Linked DNA regions of Homo sapiens: region 1 is linked to region 2. A link is a loop called in an ENCODE intact Hi-C map of the cell type or tissue named here. Cell type or tissue: chondrocyte. All regions are shown on one strand. Links, peaks and the distances in the headings refer to the core of each region. The heading gives the core; the rest is flanking DNA. Region 1 overlaps HIP1 (huntingtin interacting protein 1). Region 2 overlaps HIP1 (huntingtin interacting protein 1).

What was found. Hi-C counts contacts between places; a loop is a spot of excess contacts. Peaks named below come from ENCODE experiments on the same cell type or tissue, not always from the same donor. Only the 100,000 strongest peaks of a DNase experiment are listed, where the experiment ranks them.
Region 1: a loop joins it to region 2, with 2.4 times the contacts of the local background. A loop is called at or near these places in 13 of 110 quality-filtered maps.

What each region holds. Positions count from the first base shown.
Region 1 is chr7:75,709,065-75,717,044 of GRCh38, reverse strand. All of the region lies in intron 1 of HIP1 (huntingtin interacting protein 1), which reads left to right. Among named protein-coding and RNA genes, the nearest start is that of HIP1, 26 kb to the left of the region's middle. In chondrocyte, for the core only: a CTCF peak has its summit at 3,858; no DNase peak of the experiment used is centred there.
Region 2 is chr7:75,654,989-75,661,470 of GRCh38, reverse strand. The region is part of intron 1 of HIP1 (huntingtin interacting protein 1); the gene reads left to right. Among named protein-coding and RNA genes, the nearest start is that of HIP1, 81 kb to the left of the region's middle. In chondrocyte, for the core only: no CTCF peak of the experiment used is centred there; a DNase peak (open chromatin) is centred at 2,880.

The DNA of each region.
Region 1 (7,980 bases), core at 1,602-6,601, 54 kb before region 2:
GAGTTTGAGACCAGCCTGGGCAATATAGTGAGACCCCATCTCTACAAAACAAAATTTAAAAATTAGCTGGGTGTGGTGGCATGCGCCTGTAGTCCCAGCTACTTGGGAGGTTGAGGTGGGAGGGTCGCTTGAGCCTGAGAGATTCGAGGCTCCAGTGAGCTATGGTCACACCACTGCACTCCAGACTGAGTGACAGAGTGAGATCCTTTCCCCCCCCCTAAAAAAAAGCTGGGCGTGGTGGTTTATGCCTGTAATCCCAACACTTTGGGAGGCTGAGACGGCAGATCACAAGGTCAGGAGATTGAGACCATCCTGGCTAACACGGTGAAACCCTGTCTCTACTAAAAATACAAAAAAATTAGCCGGGCATGTTGGTGGGCGCCTATAGTCCCAGCTACTCGGGAGGCTGAGGCAGGAGAATGGTGTGAACCCGGGAGGCGGAGCTTGCAGTGAGCCGAGATTGTACCACTGCACTCCAGCCTGGGTGACAGAGCGAGACTCCATCTCAAAAAAAAAAAAAAAAGTCCAGGCACGGTGGCTCATGCCTGTAATCCTAGCACTTTGGGAGGCTGAGGCGGCGGATTGTCTGAGCTCAGGAGTTCAAGACCAGCCTGGGCAACTTGGTGAAACCCTATCTCTACTAAAGTACAAAAAATTAGCTGGGCATGGTGGTGTGCTAATCCCAGCTACTTGGGAGGCTGAGGTGGGACAATTGCTTGAATCCAGGAGGTGGAGGTTGCTGTGAGCCAAGACTGTACTACTGCACTCCAGCCTGGGCGACAGAGCAAGACTGTCTCCAAAATAAAAAAAAAAGAGAAGTCAGGAATCGTAGATTGGTGATGATTGTTTTTGTCTGGAACTTTCCATACTGGAAAGTAATTATAGGGTGATGTGGTTTGGATATTTGTCTCCACCAAATCTCATGTTGAAATGTGATCCTAGATGTTGGATATGGGACCGAGTGGGAGGTGTTTGGGTCACGGGGGCGGATCCCTCATGAATGGCTTGGTGCCCTCCCCGCAGTCATGAGTGAGTTCTCATTCTGTTAGTTCATGTGAGAGCTGGTTGTTTAAAAGAGCCTGGCTCTCTCTGTTCCCTCTCTCACCATGTGACACGCCTGATTCCCCTTCCCCTTCCCCTTCCCCTTCCGCCTTGAGTGAAAGCTTCTTGAGGCCTCACCTAAAGCTAAGCAGATGTGAGTGTCATGCTTGTATAACCTGCAGAACTGTGAGCCAGATAGACATCTTTTTTTTTTTTTTTTTTTTTTTTTGAGACAGGATCTCACTCTGTTGCCTAGGCTGGAGTGCAGTGGCATGATGACAGCTCACTGCAACCTCCACCTCCTGGATTCAAGTGATTCTCCTGCCTCAGCCTCCTGAGTAGCTGGGATTACAGGTGCCTGCCACCACATCCCACTAATTTTTCTTGTATTTTTAGTAGAGATGAGGTTTCACCATGTTGGCCAGGCTGGTCTCGAACTCCTGACCTCAAGTGATCCTCCCACCTCAGCCTCCCAAAGTGCTGGGATTACAGGTGTGAGCCATCACACCTGGCCTTTCTCTCTCTCTCTCTCTCTCTCTCTCTCTGTGTGTGTCTCTCTCTCCCTTCTTTCCTTCTTTCTGTCTTTCCTTCCTTCCTTCTTTTCACCCTTTTTTTCTCAGGGTCTCATTCTGTCACCCAGGCTGGATTGCACTGGCACAATCATAGCTCACTGCAGCCTTGACCTCCTGGGCTCAGGTGACCCTCCTGCCTCAGCCTCCTGAGTCGCTGGAACTACAGGCACACACTGCCATGCCCAGCGAAGTTTTTAATTTTTTGGCAGAGATAGGGTCTCGCTGTGTTGCCCAGGCTGGTCTCAAACTCCTGAGCTCAAGTGATCCTCCTGCCTTGGCCTCCCAATGTGCTGGGATTACAGGTGTGAGCCTCTGCACCCAGCCAGCTCTGTGGTTTTCTTGCCCGATGTGCATACCCTCAGTCTAATCATGGGAAAACATCAGACAAACCCATATTGAGGGATATTCTATAAAGTACCTGACCAGGACTCTTCCAAAGTGTGAAGGTCATGAAAGAGCAGGAAAGGCTAAGGAACTGTCACAGACGGGAGGAGGCCAAGGAGACATTGCAGTCGGTGCAGCGTGGGATCCTGGATTGGACTCTGGAACAGAAGGAGGAAAACAGTAGTGGAAACACTGGTGAAATCCAAATTCATTGTGTAGTATAGTTAATGGTATTGTACTAGAGTGAATTTCTTAGTTTCAGTGACTCTTCCATGGTTATAGAAGATGTTAGTTAGGTCGGGCACGGTGGCTCACACCTGTAATCCCAGCACTTTGGGAGGCCGAGGCAGGTGGATTACCTAAGGTTAGGAGTTCAAGACCAGCCTGGCCAACATGGTGAAACCCCATCTCTGCTAAAAATACAAAAATTAGCCGGGCATGGTGGCACACCCCTGTAATCCCAGCTACTCGGGAGGCTGAGGCAGGAGAATTGCTTGAGCCCGGGAGGCAGTGGTTGCAGTGAGCCGAGATTGTGCCACTGCACTCCAGCCTGGCTGACAGAGAGAGACTCTGTCTCAAAAAAAAAAAAAAAGAAAAAAAGATGTTAGTTAATACAAGGGGAAACTGGGCAAAGGGTGTCTGGGAACTCTGCACTACTTTTGCAGCTCCTCTGAAAATTTAAAATTATCTCAAACTAAAATGTTAAAAAGGCCAGGCGCGGCGGCTCACGCCTGTCATCCCAGCACTTTGGGAGCCAAGGTGGGAGGATCACCTGAGGCCAGGAGTTCGAAACCAGCCTGGCTGACATGGTGAAACCCCATCTCCACTAAAAATACAAAAATTAGCCGGGCATGATGGCGCACACCTGTAGTCCCACCTACTTGGGAGGCTGAGGCAGGAGAATCACTTAAACCCGGGAGGCAGAGGTTGCAGTGAGCCAAGATGGCGCCACTGCACTCCAGCCTAGATGAAAGAGTGAGACTCCATCTCAAACAAAAAGAAAAAATAAAATAAAATGAAATAAAATAAAATGTTAAAAAAAAAAAGAGGCTGGGCACAGTGGCTCATGCCTGTAATCCCAGCACTTTAGGAGGCTGAGATGGACGGATCACTTGAGGTCAGGAGATTGAGACCAACCTGGCTGACATAGTGAAACCCTGTCTCTACTAAAAATACAAAAAATGCTGGGCATTGTGGTGCACGCCTGTAGTCCCAGCTACTCGGGAGGCTGAGGCAGGAGCATTGCTTGAACCCGGGAGGCAGGCAGAGGTTGCAGTGAGCCAAGATCATGCCACTGCACTCCAGCCTGGGCAACAGAGCGAGACTCCACCTCAAAAAAAAAAAAATGGCATGTCACTCAGCAAACCCTTAGGGCTAAGTGAATGTGCTTTCCCTTGCCCCACCAGGCCTTTCATCCCTGGGGACTCTAGAGACCCACATATGCAGAGGAACAGGACAGGATGGTTTCCAAAGAGGGAAAGCTGGAATAGCCCGCGTTGCATCAGAGGGTGGAGAATGTCCATTGCCTGCTTTGAAGAGGAGCTGCTCTGTTTGCCCTGGGTCTTGGAGGCAGAGATGGAGTAGAACCTTCCTAAGCAGCCTTGCAGAAATTTTGCTGTCTGCCTCCCCCTGTCGCAGTGCAGCTAGCACCGGATACTAGTAAGACTTGGCAGTCAGTCTTAGTTCCAGCTTCAGTTCTGTTCCTTATTACTTTGTGGAGACCCTGGGAACTATGTCATTGCACCCATAATATGGGATCTTGAACTGACACCTAGGCTCATTGTGTGTGTTGAACGAGAGGGTCTAGAGCCAAAGCCAGGGCTGGTGGCTGTTTCTTCTGCCCACAGCTTTCCCTAATGCCTCCAGTGGAAGCGCCCACTGCCGGCCAGGTTCCCCATGGCACTCACTTTGTGCCCTTCCAAGGGCCCTTTTCAGGGATGGCCCTGGTTTGTGTCTTCTCTGCTTTATGACCCAGAGCTCCTGTAGGCCACAGGGCTTTGCACATAAGGGCTACTGAGGAAATGTGTTGAGTGAGTGAATGAATAAGTAAGTGACCAAATGGATAAGTAAATGAGTGAGTGAATGAATGGTTGAATATGTGAGTAATTGAGTAAGTGAATGAATGATTGAATTTGTGAGTAAATGAGTTAGCAAGTCAGTGAATGAGTGAATGAATGAGTGAGTGAATGAAGGAGTATATAAATGAATGGATGAGTGACTGAATGCATGAGTAAATGAGTGAGTGAATGAATGAGTGAGTGAATGAATGAGTAAATGAGAGAGTGAATGAAAGAGTGAATGAGGGATTGAATGAGTGAGTAAATCAGAGATTGACAGAGTGAGTAAATGAGTGAATGAGAGTGAAGGAATGTGAGTGAATAAAGGAGTATGTGTATGAGGGAGTAAATGAGAGAGTGAGTGAATAAGTGAGAGTGAATGAGTGAATGAATGATTGAATGGATTCCCCTCCTGCCTGTGAAAGAGGGATGTGTACAACATATGGGCCCAAAGAGTTGCCCCTCGTCAAGCTGTTCTCCAGGATGACTCTGGAAACGTTCAGACCAAACACACACCCCTTTGTGATTTTTCCCCCTACTATTGGAGTGTGAGCCACCTATCCAGAAAAAGCACTCAGTTAACTTTTTCACATCATTTGGGCATCTCAAGTTTTAAAGCTGTTTGTCAGTGCCTGGAACACTCCTGGCCTCTCTCCTTGTTGCTGAGAACTTTTTGCCACAGGAAATCAGGCTCATTTTGAGGGCCAAATAGTAGCTAAATATAGCTTCCCGGCACAGATATTTAAAGAGCTATGTTGATGATGTTATGTCTGAACAGAGAAGAAAGGGAAGAAAATAACTTTTTTTCCCCCCGTAAAGAAGAGCAAAGTTACACCAGGTTTTCTGTGGGGCTGCAGGGAGCCGAGCGACGGTGAGGTGTCAATGTTTTAATTATAGAATCACCAGATGTTCATGCTACAACTGTCACCAGCTTGGGGCTTGGGATTTAGATTTCTGTTGCCAGGCAGTCATTTCTTTATAATTACTTCTCGTTTCTATTTAAAAATACCTTCTCCTTGGAAAGTAACCCCAGATGAGTGTGCGCTTCTCACCAAGCTCAGAAGAGCTACCAGAGGGAGGCATTATGAGAGCTACGCTGCCCCCTCACCCCAAGACTGGCAGGGGACTGGTGGAGGAGCCCTCTCTCTCCCAAGTGCTGGTTGACAAGCAGCAGGTGATAAGGGATGAGGCCCTGAGATCTTTCCTGGTGAAAAGTCAGCTGCAGATGCAGAGGCCAGGAAAGAGGGCATACCTCAGAGAGAGGTCTGGACTGAAATTCCACTCATGCCTTCCCTGGAGCCAGACGGCTTCCCCTCTATCCTCTCCTCTGGTTTCCATCTTGGGCTCATTGGGTAATCAGGATAATGTCCAAAAAAGTAAAAAACTTTAGGATGGCGTTTTTGATCTCAAATGTCCCTTCCAGACTATAAATAGGACTATCCTAGGAGTTCTGAACTTTCCTTGAGGCTGAACTTGTATCTCTTTTGGGAGAGAAACTACATGGCTCTTTTTGTAAGAAGCTCTCTGCCCAGTGAACTCTCTTAAACTTTGTATGTCTGTAAATGTCTACATTTCACCATCTTTTTTTCCTCCTTTGTTATAGCCAAGATTTTATTGGTCCTTGCTTGGTGATCAGTACACAAGCATCATGAATTATTAATGCTAGTATTAAAAAGCCTAAGCAGTGTAATTGTGATACTTTGCTAAAGAGTTTGCTAAAGAGTTACTCAAGTGATGTTGCAATCTAAGAGTTGGAGATAATTTACCCACAAATTAGGACATTAGAACTCAAAATCTTAGAAGGTTGCTAATTTGTAAGTCTTTCACAGGGAATATCCTGATAACACAGGATGTGCTATATTACACATTATATCCACAACATATTAATACTTTGGGGGAAATTCTGGACTTTTGGGAGCACAATATTGCCACAGATAGTGTGCAGTTCTCATAGGTAGACAAAAGACAGAAGACACAGTGATAATAGTAGGGGAACAAACACACATATGAAAGATGAGTAATTTAAAAGGTTTGCTTATGTCTTGGTCATTTGGGGCATGTGTCACTTTAGAGGGTTTTTTTATAATGTTCTTTATAGTCTATGGAATGGTAAGTTAACATCAAATAAAGCCTCCCTTAATCAAGCCTTCCACTAATTTCTGGTTTTAGTGAAATTAACCAGTACATGATTTTAACTCTTAAAAAGGCATTAATTAAAAAAAATTACAAGATAGAGTCTCACCGTATTGCCCAGGTAGCAGTGCAGTGGCTATTCATAGGCATGATCATAGTGCACTATGGCCTTGAACTCCTGGCCTCAAGTGATCCTCCCACTTAAGCCTCCCAAGTAGCTGGGCCTACAGACATGTGCCACCATGCCTGGCTTTACAAGATCGTTTAGAACTAACACCAGTTCTTCTCAAGCTTTTCCAAAAAATTGAAGAGAAGGGAACACTCCTTAATTCATTTGATGAGGTCAGGATTACCCTGATACCAAAGCTAGACAAAGACACTACAAGAAAACTATTGATCAGTATTCCTTATAAACATTGATGTAAAAATCTTCAATAAAATATTAGTATACCAAATTAAGCAGCATATTAAAAAAAATTATACACCATGACCAAGTAGGGTTTATTGCCAGAATGCAAGGATGGTTTAACTTATGAAAACTGGTCAATGTAATACACCACATTAACAGAATGAAGGAAAAAACCCACATGATCATCTCAATTAATGCAGAAAAAGCATTTGACAAAATCCAGCACCCTTTCCTGATAAAAACACTCAATATGCCAGGCACAGTGGCTCACGCCTGTAATCCCAGCACTTTGGGAGGCCAAGGTCGGAGGATCACGTGAGCCTAGGAGTTCAAGACCAGTCTGGGCAACATGGCAAAACCCCATCTCTACAAAAAATAAAGATAAAAATAAATAAAAAAGAAAAGAAAAATTAGCCGGGCATGGTAGCATGCGCCTGTAGTTCCAGCTACTTGGGAAACTGAGGCAGGAGAATCACTTGAGCCCAGGAGGTTGAGGGTGCAGTGAGCCATGATTGTGCCACTGAACTCTGACAGAATGACACCATGTCTCAAAAACAAAGAAACAAAAAAACACTCAACAAACTAGGAATAGAGGAAACTATCTCAACATAATAGAAGTTATATATTAACAACCCACAGCAGACGTCACATTCAATGGTAAAATACCAAATGCTCTTCCTCTAAGATCCAGGAACATTACAAGGATGCCTAACTTTGCCACTTATATTCAACATAGTACTGGAAGTCCTAAACGGAGCAATTAGGCAAGAAAAAGAAATAAAAGGCATCCAAATTGGAAAGGAAGAGGTAAAATTATCTCTGTAGCTGATGATGTGATCTTATTTTAAATGCTGTGATCCTAAGGATACCACCAAAAAGTCTGTTAAAACCAATAAGCAAATTCAGCAAAGTAGCAAGGTACAAAGTCAATATGCAAAAGTCAGTTGCATTTTTAAACATGAACAATGAACGATCTGAAAAGGAAATTAAGAAAACAATTTCATTTACAATAGCACCAAAAAGAATAAAATACTGGGGCCGGGTGAGGTGGCTCATGCCTGTAATCCCAGCACTTTGGGAGGCCTAGGTGGGAGGATCACCTGAGGTCAGGAGTTTGAGACCAGCCTGACCGACATGGTGAAACCTCGTCTCTACTGAAAATACAAACATCAACCAGGCATGGTGTTGTACACCTGTAATCCCAGCTACTGGGGAGGCTGAGGCAGGGGAATCGCTTGAACCCAGTAGGTGGTGGTTGCAGTGAGCCAAGACCGGGCCATTGCACTCCAGCCTGGGCAACAAAACTCCATCTCAAAAAAAAGTAAAAAAAAAAAAAAAAGAAAAGAAAAAGAAGAAGAAAATACTTAGGAATTAACCAAAGAGT
Region 2 (6,482 bases), core at 1-5,000:
CTCCTCAGTAGCTGGGATTACAGGTGTGCGCCACCACGCCCGGCTAATTTTTGTATTTTTAGTAGAGACGGGGTTTCACCATGTTGGCCAGGCTGGTCTCAAGCTCCTGACCTCAGGTGATCCGACTGCCTTGGCTTCCCGAAGTACTGGGATTACAGACCTGAGCCATTGTACCTGGCCTTTTTTTTTTTTTTTAACAGGGTCTCATTTTGTCACCTAGGCTGGAGTGCAGTGATGCAAAGATGGCTCACTGCAGCCTTGACCTCCCAGGCTCAAGTGATCCTCCCTTCTCAACCTCCTGAGTAGCTGGGACTATAGGAGGGCATCCCCACACCACCTAATTTTTGCATTTTTGGTAGAGACGGGATTTTGCCATGTTGCCCGGGCTAGTCTTGAACTCCTGGGCTCAAGTGATCCTCCCGCCTCGGCCTTCCAAAGTGTTAGCATTACAGGCGTGAGCCACCACGCCGGCTACTTGGTGTCTCTTGATTTTTTTTGCTGCCTGCAGTGACTGCTCTTCCCACCCTAAATGCAGGCCTTCCCCGATGCTATGTCTTTGGTCCTCTTCCCTCTTTATGCTTTCCCCATTATCTATAATAATAAACAAAGAGATGGAGAGAGGGTGCTGAGGGCTTTGAGGATGAAGGGGGTTCTTTGTTGCTTTGGCGGTATTGTTGGTTTTTTGTCATTGTTTGCTTTTTTCTTTTTTTGTAATGGCAAGAGGGATTCCTCAGGGCACGATGGAAAGAGCTGGAAGGAGGCCAACAAACCACGTGCCTTTACTATTTTCATATGCCCCAAACATTATTCGTCTTGATAGTATTTTGCTGATCCTGTCTACCGGTTGCATTCCCTCCCTGCTCTTAACCTCTGTAGCATTCTGGTAATGCTTCTCTTACCAATCAAGTAATCATGCTGCCTTTTTTGTGTGTGTTTTCGTTTTTGAGACAGAGTCTCAATCTGTTGCCCAGGCTGGAGTGCAGTGGTGCAATCTCGGTTCACTGCAACCTCTGCCTCGTGGGTTCAAGCAATTCTCCTGCCTCAGCCTCCCAAGTAGCTGGGACCACTGGTGCACACCACCATGCCCAGCTAATTTTTGTATTGTTAGTAGAAACGGGCTTTTGCCATGTTGGCCAGGCTGGTCTCAAACTCCTGACCTCAAGTGATCCACCCACCTCAGCCTCCCAAAGTGCTGGGATTACAGGCATGAACCACTGCTCCAGGCCCATGCTGCCATTTTTTTTTTTTTTTTTTACCACGTATCGTATCTTAAATACTTCGGCAGTAGACTTAGGCTGTCTTGACACCAGAACCTGAGTTTTTTTGTGTGTTTTGTTTTGTTTTTTGAGACGGAGTCTTGCTCTGTTGCCAGGCTGGAGTACAATGGCACTATCTCGGCTCAGTGCAACCTCCGCTTCTCCGGTTCACGCGATTCTTCCGCCTCAGCCTCCCGAGTAGCTGGGACTACAGGTGCGCACCACCATGCCCAGCTAATTTTTGTATTTTTAGTAGAGACCGGGTTTCACCATGTTGGCCAGGATGGTCTCGATCTCTTGACCTCGTGATCCACCCACCTCGGCCTCTCAAAGTGCTGGGATTACAGGTGTGAGCCACCACCCCCAGGCCAGAACCTGAGTTATTTTACATCCCTTGGAGCACTTAAAAGTGCTCGCATATGGTGGGTACCCAATAAAATGCTTTCTTAGCAGCATCTGCTAAGAGGAAGACCGTGAGTTTTTGAGGCAAGTAACCCCAGGTCTGATCCTGTTTCTAGTCTTGTTCTTGCCTACCTTTCTTTTTTTCTGTCTTTTTTTTTCTCTTTGAAATGGAGTCTCGCTCTGTCACCCAGGCTGGAGTCCAGTGGCGCAATCTTGGCTCTCTGCAACCTCTGCCTCCCAGGCTCAAGCGATTCTCCTGCCTCAGCCTCCCGAGTAGCTGGGATTACAGGCGTGCGCCACCATACCTGGCTAATTTTTGTATTTTTTGTAGAGACGGGGTTTTGCCAGGTTGGCCAGGCTGATCTCGATCAAGTGATCTACACACCTTGGCCTCCCGAAGTGCTGGGATTACAGGTGTAAGCCACCATGGCCGGCCCTGCTTATGTTTCTAATAACAGTAGTTGCCACAAAGCATTGTGAATATTAAAGATAAGGATGCATGTCTGGCAATGGGCATTCCCTCCCCTTACTGAGCTGGGAAGGAGCTAGAAGAAGGGGAGTCTTATAGGCACCAGCGTGGGGGATGCTAGGACACCTAGTGAGCCCAAGGCCAAACATTTTTGCAGGCTTCAGGATTTGGGGGAAAGCCATTTGCAAGATTGCTCTGGTTTGCCATAAAGCTTTCAACCCTGGGACTGGCCAGAAGTAGGACGAGACAAAATGACCCAAAGCAGTGTGTGAGGACACGTCAATGTCACTTGATGTGTTTCCACCTGGTGAATGACTGGCGAGTCATTGGAATTTCACTGTACTTGGTAGGCCCTGGCCCTTTTCACATTCACATAGTCCTGCCTTAGTTTGCTTTCTTCCTGTTTTTTCTTTGTTTGTTTGTTTTTGTGTGTATGTGTGTGGTTTTTTTGAGATGGCGTCTCACTCTGTCACCCACACTGGAATGCAGTGGCACAATCATAGCTCACTGCAGCCTCCCCAGGCTCAGATGATCCTCCCACCTCAGCCTCCTGAATAGCTAGGATTACAGGTGATTTTTTTTTTAATCTTTTCTAGAGACAGGGTTTTGCCGCGTTGCCAGGCTGGTCTGGAACTCCTAGGCTCAAGTGATCCTGCTACCTCGGCCTCCCAAAGTGTTGGGATTACAGGCATGAGCCACGGCGCCTGGCCTCCTGCTGTTTTAACAGCCTTTTTCCTGCCTCTTTTTCTCCCTTGGCCGCCACTGCACACATGCCAATACCCAAACCCAGCGACCTCTGTGCCTCCTTTCCTGCCCGCAAAATTCAGCTGCTGGGAGGACATTCCAATCCTTTTCTCAATTCTGGCAGCTCTTCAGATGACCTCCACAAACTAGTCCTGAAGCTGGGCAGATTTGTTCTCCACCCTCCAGAATTCCTTCAAAAAATGAAGAAGAGGCCGGATACAGTGGCTCACGCCTGTAATCCCAACACTTTGGGAGGCCAAGGTTGGGGGGTATCACCTGAGGTCAGGAATTTGAGACCAGCCTGGCCAACATGGTGAAACCCCATCTCTACTAAAAATACAAAAACTAGCTGGGTGTGATGGCAGATGCGTGTAATCCCAGCTACTGGGGAGGCAGGAGAATCGCTTGAAGTCGGGAGGTGAAGGCTGCAGTGAGACGAGATCACAACACTGCACTCCAGCCTGGGCGACAGAGCAAGATTCTGTCTAAAAAAAATATGAGGAAGAGATTGGTAAGCCAGCAAGTAAATCCTTTTGGAGTGTCCCAGGGTGTAGAGTTTGTTTTTGAAATTTTTGAAATTTTTCTCTGTTGGTATTTTTAGATCAACCACATTCTTTTTAACTACTGCATAGTATTTCTTAGTACAAAAGCATCCTAATTTTATTTTTCTTCATTTAAATGTGTATGTGCGTGTGTGTGTGTGTATTTAAATTCTAGATTCAGGGGGTACATGTGCAGGTTTGTCGCATGGATATATTGTGTGATGCTAAGGTTTGGGCTTCAAATGATCCCATCGCCCATATAATACCCAATATTAATAGGTAGTTTTTCAGCCTTTCTCCCCCTCCTTCCCTCCTGCCTTTTGGAGTCCCCAGGGTCTATTCTTCCCAGCATTATGTCTGTGCACTGAGTGTTTAGCACCCGCTTATGAGTGAGAATGTGCAATATTTGGTTTTCTGTTTCTTTTCTGTTTAATGCACTTAGGAAAATAACCTCCAGCTGCATCCATGTGGCTGCAAAGGACATGATATTGTTCTTTTTTTTAAATTTAATTGCTTTTTTTTTTTTTTTTTGAGACAAAGTCTCTTGTCCCTCAGGCTGGAGTGCAATGGCGGGATCTCGGCTCACTGCAATCTCCACCTCCCGGGTTCAAGCGATTCTCCTGCCTCAGCCTCCCGAGTAGCTGGGATTACAGGTGCCTGCCACCATGCCTGGCTAATTTTTGTATTTTTAGTAGAGACAGGGTTTCACATGTTGGCCAGGCTGGTCTCGAACTCCTGACCTCAGGTGATCTGCCCGCCTCGGCCTCCCAAAGTGCTGGGATTACAGGCGTGAGCCACCATGCCCAGCTGATATTGTTCTTTTTATGGCTACGTAGTATTCTATGGTGTATATGTACTGCATTTTCTTTCTCCAGTCTACCATGGATGGGCACCTGGGTTAATTCCATGTCTTTGCCATTGTAAATGGTGCTGCAATAAACATACATGTGCATATGTCTTTTCGGTAGAACGATTTATTTTCCTTTGGGTAGATACCCAGTAATGGGATTGCCGGGTCAACTTTCTACTATTGCTGGAACATTCAAGTTGTTTTTGCCTTTCCCTTGGGAATAGTGCTTCAGGGAATGTCCTTGAACGTGGCTCATTGTGAACTTGTGGGAACATTCCTCTAGGATAGATTCCCAGGGGGTCAGACTATGTGTATATTTGAAATTTATTAGACCCTGCCAGATTGTCCTGTTCAGAGACTTGTACCACTGCAGGACAAATATTTTTCTTTACGGTTTAGTCATTCTATATCTTGCTTAACAAAGTCTTCTCAGCCAGGCGCAGTGGCTCACGCCTGTAATCCCAGCACTTTGGGAGGCTGAGGCAGGCGGATCACCTGAGGTCGGGAGTTCGAGACCAGCCTGACCAACATGGAGAAACCCCGTCTCTACCAAAAATATAAAATTAGCCAGGTGTGGTGGCACACGCCTGTAGTCCCAGCTACTCCAGAGGCTGAGGCAGGAGAATCGCTTGAACCCAGGAGGCAGAGGTTGCGGTGAGCCGAGATCATGCCATTGCACTCCAGCCTGGGCAACAAGAATGAAACTCCATCTCAAAAATCAAAAAGATCTTCTCAATACTAAAGTTGGAAACATATTTTCTTTTTTTTTTTTTTCTAAGTTTATAGTTTTGCTTTGTGCCTTTGGCTCCTTACGCAAGCTAGGATGTTTCTCCCCCAGAGTGAGAACTTCTTCTCACTGTTTGGTACCATCTGAATAGCCTGCCCTTTCCCTACTAATTTGAAATGCCACCTTTATTATAAACTAAATTCTGATAAATATATAGATTTGGTCTATTTCACTAACCCATGGTCTATGCCTACCATGTGTTTTGGTGTGTGTGTGTTTGTGCTTTTAAAAAAAAATGGGGTAAAATACATATAACATAAAGTTTGCCATTGTCACCATTTTATTTTTATTTTTTTTCTTTTTGAGACGGGGTCTTGCCTGTCACCCAGGCTGGAGTGCAGTGGCGCGACCATGGCTCACTGCAGCCTTGACTTCCCAGGCTCAAGCGATCCTCCTGCCTCAGCTTCCCGAGTAGTTGGGACCACAGGCACGCACCACCACACCTGGCTAATTTTTGTATTTTTGGTAGAGACATGGGTGGTTTCACCAAGTTGGCCAGGCTCAAACTCCTGACCTCAAGTGATCCACTCACCTTGTCCTCCCAGAGTGCTGGGATTACAGGTGTGAGCCACTGCACCCAACCTGTAACCATTTTTTAAGTATACAATTCAGTGGCATTAATTACATCTATAATGCTGTACAACAATCACTGCTATTTCCATAATATTTCATCACCCCGAACAGAAACTCTTACTCACTAATAATCTACTTTGTGTTGACATGACTTTGCTTATTCTAGATCCTCATATAAGTGGACTCATACAATATTTATCCCTTTGTGTCTGGCTTATTTCTTTGCTTTGCTTGTCTTTTTCTTTTCTTTTCTTTTCTTTTTTTTTTGAGACAGAGCTCACTCTGTCACCCAGGCTGGAGTGCAGTGGTGCGATCTCGGCTCACTACAACCTCCGCTTCCTGGATTTCAGCGACTCTCCTGCCTCAGCCTCCCAAGTAGTTGGGATTACAGGTGTGCGCCACAACACCTGGCTAATTTTTTTTGTATTTTTATTAGAGACAGGATTTTACCATGTTGGCCAGGCTGGACTCGAACTCCTGACCTCAAGTGATCCACCCACCTGGGGCTCCCAAAGTGCTGGGATTACAGGCGTGAGCCACCGTGCCCGGCCTGTGTCTGGCTTATTTCACTTAGCAGAATGTTTTCAAAATTCAGCCGCAGTGCATTATGTATCAGAACCTCATTCCTTTCTATGGCTGAATAATATTTCATGGTGTGGATAGACCACATTTTGTCAATGCATTCGTCTGTTGATGGACACCTGGGCTGTCCCCACCTTTTGGCTGTTGTGAATAATGCTGCTGTGAACATGGGTGTGCAAGTATTTGTTTAAGTCCCTGCTTTCAGTTCTTTTGGGCAGATGCCCAGGAGTGGCATTGCTGGGTCATGTGGTAATTCGGTTTAACTTTTGTCATCATT